Linked DNA regions of Homo sapiens: region 2 is linked to region 1. Evidence: read pairs that join two places in POLR2A ChIA-PET (ENCODE). Cell type or tissue: MCF 10A. All regions are shown on one strand. Each heading gives the region's core, and the rest is flanking DNA. Links, peaks and the distances in the headings are about the cores only.

Region 1 (2,810 bases), core at 118-2,617:
GGAATAATATTTTATAGTTTCCAGTTACATGCCTACAATTATCTTTCTCTTGTTTTTACCAGCATCTATAGCAGATGTCAGATACAGAAAACAAAAACTAGAGTGTAGAAATATGTATCAATTTTCCTTTAACCCCTGCAGAGGAAAAAAAAAAAAAAAGCAGACATTTATGACTTTTTCTTCAAATCAACTCAGAAGAAGAGGTAAAACCTCTAAGACCATGAACATTCATTTATATTTAGGCCAATCTCATTTTCCCATCCGCGAACAGGCACTTTTCCTTATAATAGTATTGACAGTGGAAGAAACCACAAAATTATTGTGGTCTGACCACAAAAATTATTTCTATACTACACATTTGCAGACTTTTACACATTTACTGAAAAGTATAGCTGTTTGCTAATGAGGAAAATAGATTTATCTGTTAATATGATTAGCCAGTGAGGAGCTCAAAATTTTAAAAAAAAGCAGGCCATCAAACACCCTGGTTTGTCTTTCAGTTCCTCTTTTGAATAGTTCTCTTCTGCCCATTTTAATAAGCAGGTGGCATATTTGCAGATTTGTGAATTTCTCTACAAGCTGACATGAAGAATACAAAAATAATGAAAACATGCATATTTTATAAAGTGTGAATATTCACTATGAAAAAGGAAGGAAAGACCCAGAACTGGGAAATCTATCTTCTCTGTAAATGGTAAAGAAAGCTCACATCATATGAATATAAATTACTCTGGAAACAAGAAAATACAAGGCTAATCTAATAAATTAAGTTCTTAAGTTTAATTTTTCAAAAGGGCCAGGCACGGTGGCTCACGCCTGTAATCCTAGTACTTCAGGAGGCCGAAGTGGGTGGATCACTTGAGGTCAGGAGTTTGAGACCAGCCTGGCCAACATGGTGAAACCTCATCTCTACTAAAAATACAAAAATCAGCCGGGTGTGGTGGCAAGTGCCTGTGGTCCCAGCTACTTGGGAAGCTGAGGCAGGAGAATCGCTTGGACTTGAACCTGGGAGGCAGAGGTTGCAGTGAGCTAAGATCTGCCACCGCACTCCAGCCTGCACAAGAGGACCAGACTCTGTCTCAAAAAAAAAATTTTTTTTTTCAAAAGGTCATCATGAGATTGTTTTGTAAATGCCACTGATGCCCTTCCTTTTCCTGATTATTTTGATGATCCTCCTAAAATAAGCCTTAGAATTCATTCTTTCGTTGTTTTGGGTGTGCACATTAATTTGGCATTAATAAAAGAGTGCTTCAGACATAGTAGAGACTCAAAAATATTTGCTACATAAGTTAGAACATGAGTAAACCATAAAACCAACCATGTACCAAACTAGTTATTATCAATAATTATTCATTCCTTTTAGAGAGTTTATCTACTTTTAATACCTCTATGTAAATATCTATCTAGAAATAAAAGTTCTCCCACTTACTAGCTATGTAACCTTAGCTACATGCAATATATAACTTCATGTACTATATTGCCTAAGTCTATATTGTCATTTAGACTTAGGTTTTCTTCAACTGCAAAACAGGAATAATAATGCTGTATCTTCCTCCAGAGTTGGGAGGATTAAATGTGATAACAGATGTGAAAACATTCTGGATAATGTAAAGACAATTATCTACATTTCCAATACTCCATATCTCTGAGGACTGGCTAGATAAGACACTTAAACATTCTGGCAACTTTAGCTGGACATACCTAAAACCAGATACATAATTTGACTCCCCAAGTCCGTTTTCCCCTCTAGTCTTTACAATCTTGAGTCTATTATATTAACTGCCTAGGCATTTTCTGGCATAAATCCCAATAATCCCCACCTGCTGGTATTCTCACACCCTTGTGTGGGACTTGTTTCTGAAGAACAGTGAAAAGTGATGTGAATTCACCTCAGTGCTTAGGTTACAAAAGACTGTTAACTTCTCTCCAGGTAGCACTCTCTAGTCCTCTTACCTCCTCATTCTCAAGAAACAAGCTGCCAAGTTGTAAGATGCTCTGTGAAGAAGCCCATGTGGCCAGTGAACAAAGGAGGTCTCTGGCCATCAGTTCATGAGGAACTGAGTTTTTTGTCCAATGGGCCAAAAGGAACTGAATTGCACCAAGAGTCTCATGAATCAGCTAGGAAATGAATCCTTCCCAGTTCAGTCTTAAGAAAGACTCAGAGCCAGAAGACCCAGCTAAGCTGCACTGAGATTCCTGACCCAAAGACACTATGAAATAATAAATGCTGCTAATATATTAAATTTGGGGGTAATTTGTAATGCAGTAGTAGATACACTATCTCACACTGTATTTCAAAATAAATTCCAGATAGATTAAAAAGTTAAATATGAGCCTGGGCAACATCGCAAGATCCTGCCTCTAGAAAAAAATTTTAAAATTAGCTGGGCATGGTGGTGTACACCTGTAGTCCCAGCTATTCCAGAAGCTGAATAGGAGGATCACTTGAGCCTAGCAGTTCAAGGCTGCAGTGAGCTATGATGGAGACACCACACTCAACCCTGGGAGACAGAGAGAGACCTTGTCTCAAAAAAAAAAGTTAAATTGTAAAACTACCAAATTATTTTAAAACTTCATGAAAACAACTATTTATTTAACTATTTTTGAGACAGGGTCTTGCTCTGTCACCCAGGCTTGAGTGCAGTGGCACAATCACAGCTCACTGGAGCCTAGAACTCAAGCAATCCTTCCACCTCAGCCTCCTGAGTAGGCATGCCACCATGCCTGGCTAATTTTTTAATTTTTTGTAGAGATGGGGTCTCTCTATGTTGCCCAGGCTAGTCTCAAACTGCTGGGCTCAAGTAATGCTC
Region 2 (2,810 bases), core at 128-2,627, 57 kb after region 1:
TCATGGGATGCTACTCAAAGTGTAGTTTGTATAAATCATAGAACTCCAAGGTCACAACTACCTGTAAGATGAAAAATTTAGTACCTTGTGTCATGGGTGAGTGACAACTATCTGGGCTGGTGGCATGGGGGAAAAATAATTTGCCAAGACAGTTGTAGGAAAAGAAAGGCAGATTTATTAGAGAAAGTATGAAAATACGTTGCAAGAAAGCAATGGGCAGCCAGGAAGAGAGGAGCTGACTACAAAGAAACAAAGGCTTGCTGGATGTTTTATAGGATAGTGTTTATGCTGTAGGCTGAAGAGGGCTTTGTGCAATACTGATAATGCCAAGGCTGCAGTGAGCTAACTTGCAATTTTCTATCAGCCAAGGGTCTGGTGATAGCTGGGCACAGGAAGAGTGTGAGTTATCTGCATAGGAGGGCTATGTGTCCTAGACTGTGAAGAAAGGCAGACTTGTAGCTTATCTGCTTTCTCTTTTTGCTTTCTCCTGATTCCACCAGCCTGACTCCTTTTCCCTAATTAGGATTCCACACCTTGATTACCCTTCAAAATGTGGGCTGGGCACAGTGTGGCTCACATCTATAATCCCGGTGCTTTGGGAGGGTGAGGTGAGAGCATTGCTTGAGCCCAGGAGTTCAAGACCAGCCTGGGCAACATAATGAGATCCCATCTCTACAAAAAGTTTAATAATTAGCTGGGTGTAGTGGCATGCGCCTGTAGTCCCAGCTACTTGGAAGGCTGAGGTGGGAGGATCACTTGAGCCCAGGAGTTGGAGGCTGCAGTGAGCTATGACTGTGCCACTGCACTCCAGCCTGGGCAACAGAGAGAGACCCTGATAATTAAAAAAACACATTTAGAAAGAGGTACTTGCTGATTTGTGTAGTCTGGATGGTAGGAAGCTGGAACAGGAGGCAAGGGAAGCATAACCTTTCAAGTGTGTGTTCAGGCCTGCTAGAACTCACCTTGGGAGGCTCAGAGATTTTTTGTATACTCTAGCATGCCAGTCAGGATTCACTATGGAAACCGAGTGACTACTTGAGAGAAGGAAATCAAACACAACAAAAGGAAACTGTCCAGAAAACAAGGAGCACGAGGCTGGATGTGCTCCACCAGTCAGGTGAGGTTAGGACAAAGCATAGTTCTGAAGACCTGACCTGGAGGCAGAGTGAAGACATCTCTCCCTTCAGATGTCTATCTGGAGTTCAGGGTTTCCTGGGTTCTGGTCTGCCCTGAATCAAAAGGTAAGGCCTAGAAAACCCAGAGAGGAGATTTTTGTTTCCTGGTGGCCAGGCTGCAGGGGAGGGATCAAAGGCAAACCCAGGGCAGGTGCTGCAGGCGCACCAGCCTGACTGGTGAGTCAGGCCTCCGGCATAAGAGTGGCGTCAGGAGGAGGGGGTGGGACCTTACCTGCCTCAGCTTGTTTCGGTTCCTTGACATTTTCTTCACTGTTGTGCAGAACCACACAGTCTGGGAGTTGGAGGAGCTGAAAGGAGACGTTAAGAGAAAGGGCTGCAAACGTAGGGGTGTTCAAGACATCCCCTTTGGGGGACAATGGGAAGCTCTCCTTTGTTTCTTCCCAAAAAGCCTAAGAATGTAACCCTGGACCAGGGGACTAGCTACGGAAATGGATAGGAAAGGGCAGGCTCACAAAGTGAGGGGAAAGGGAAAAAAAATCACAACATTATCAAAAACATCGTAGAGGGTGGACATTAGAAGCTATCCAAGGCCAACTTCTCATCTGAAGGAAGTAATGATTGCTAACATTTTGGGGGGCTTTCTTCATGCTAGGCTACTCTAATTGCTTTAAATTTATTAAGTCATTTAATCCCTCAAACAGCCACATGAACATTATTGGCCCCAGTTTATAGATGAGGCAATAGAGGTTAAGCAATCTGCATTTGCCTGAGGTCCCAGGTCGTGAATTGTGGGATCTGTCTACCCTTCACATTCGCAACTAAGTCAGCTAAGTCCCTTTGACCCAGTTCTCACATTCTTAAGAGCAGAAGGGCCATTTATAAGACAAGACCTTGGGGCCAGGGACAGTGGCTCATGCCTGTAATCCCAGCACTTTGGGAGGCCAAGGCAGGCGGATCACGTGAGGCCAGGAGTTCGAGAGCAGTGTGACCAACATGGTGAAACCTTGTCACTACTAAAAATACAAAAATTAGCCAGGCGTGGTGGCAAGTACCTGTAGTCCCAGCTACTCAGGAGGCTGAGGTACAAGAATTGCTTGAGCTGAGAGGTAGAAGTAGCAATGAGCCGAGATCGCACCATTGCACTCCAGCCTGGGTGACACAGAGAGACTTCATGTCAAAACAAAACAAAACAAAACAAAACAAAAAACAAAAAAATCAAAAGGAATAAAAGATAAGGCCTTGGGTAAGCATAGGCATAGATGTAGAATAAAGGTGACCAAAAATAAATAAATAAATAAATAAATAAATAAATAAATAAGTAAAAATAAAGAAAAAGAAAAGATAAGGCTTGGAGACACCTGCATTCTCCTCCAGCTGAGATACTGTCCACCCTCCAGGTCTGCTGGATCATGTGGCCACATGATGCCAACGTTGCTGGCAATGTCCATAAGGAAACCCTTTCTGAATATGATCCAGGAGACAGGCACCATCACCAGCCCCTGGCATGCAATAGCCAGAATGAAGATGCTGCTGGTCACTCTGGCCTGTGTGAAGCACACCAACTTCCTGTGGCTCATGTACATCAGCGAGGTGGTTGATGCCTGTCATCCCACACTTTAAGAGGCTAAGATGGGAGGATGATTTGAAGCCAGGAGTTCAAGACCAGCCTAGGCA

What was found. Peaks named below come from ENCODE experiments on the same cell type or tissue, not always from the same donor. Only the 100,000 strongest peaks of a DNase experiment are listed, where the experiment ranks them.
Region 2: POLR2A ChIA-PET joins it to region 1 with 6 read pairs; 11 of 35 experiments call an interaction of 5 or more read pairs at or near these places.

The regions. Positions count from the first base shown.
Region 1 is chr3:125,589,474-125,592,283 of GRCh38, forward strand. The region is part of intron 1 of OSBPL11 (oxysterol binding protein like 11); the gene reads right to left. Among named protein-coding and RNA genes, the nearest start is that of OSBPL11, 4.6 kb to the right of the region's middle. In MCF 10A, for the core only: no CTCF peak of the experiment used is centred there; no DNase peak of the experiment used is centred there.
Region 2 is chr3:125,646,430-125,649,239 of GRCh38, forward strand. No RefSeq gene overlaps it. Among named protein-coding and RNA genes, the nearest start is that of OSBPL11, 52 kb to the left of the region's middle. In MCF 10A, for the core only: no CTCF peak of the experiment used is centred there; DNase peaks (open chromatin) are centred at 1,382 and 1,912.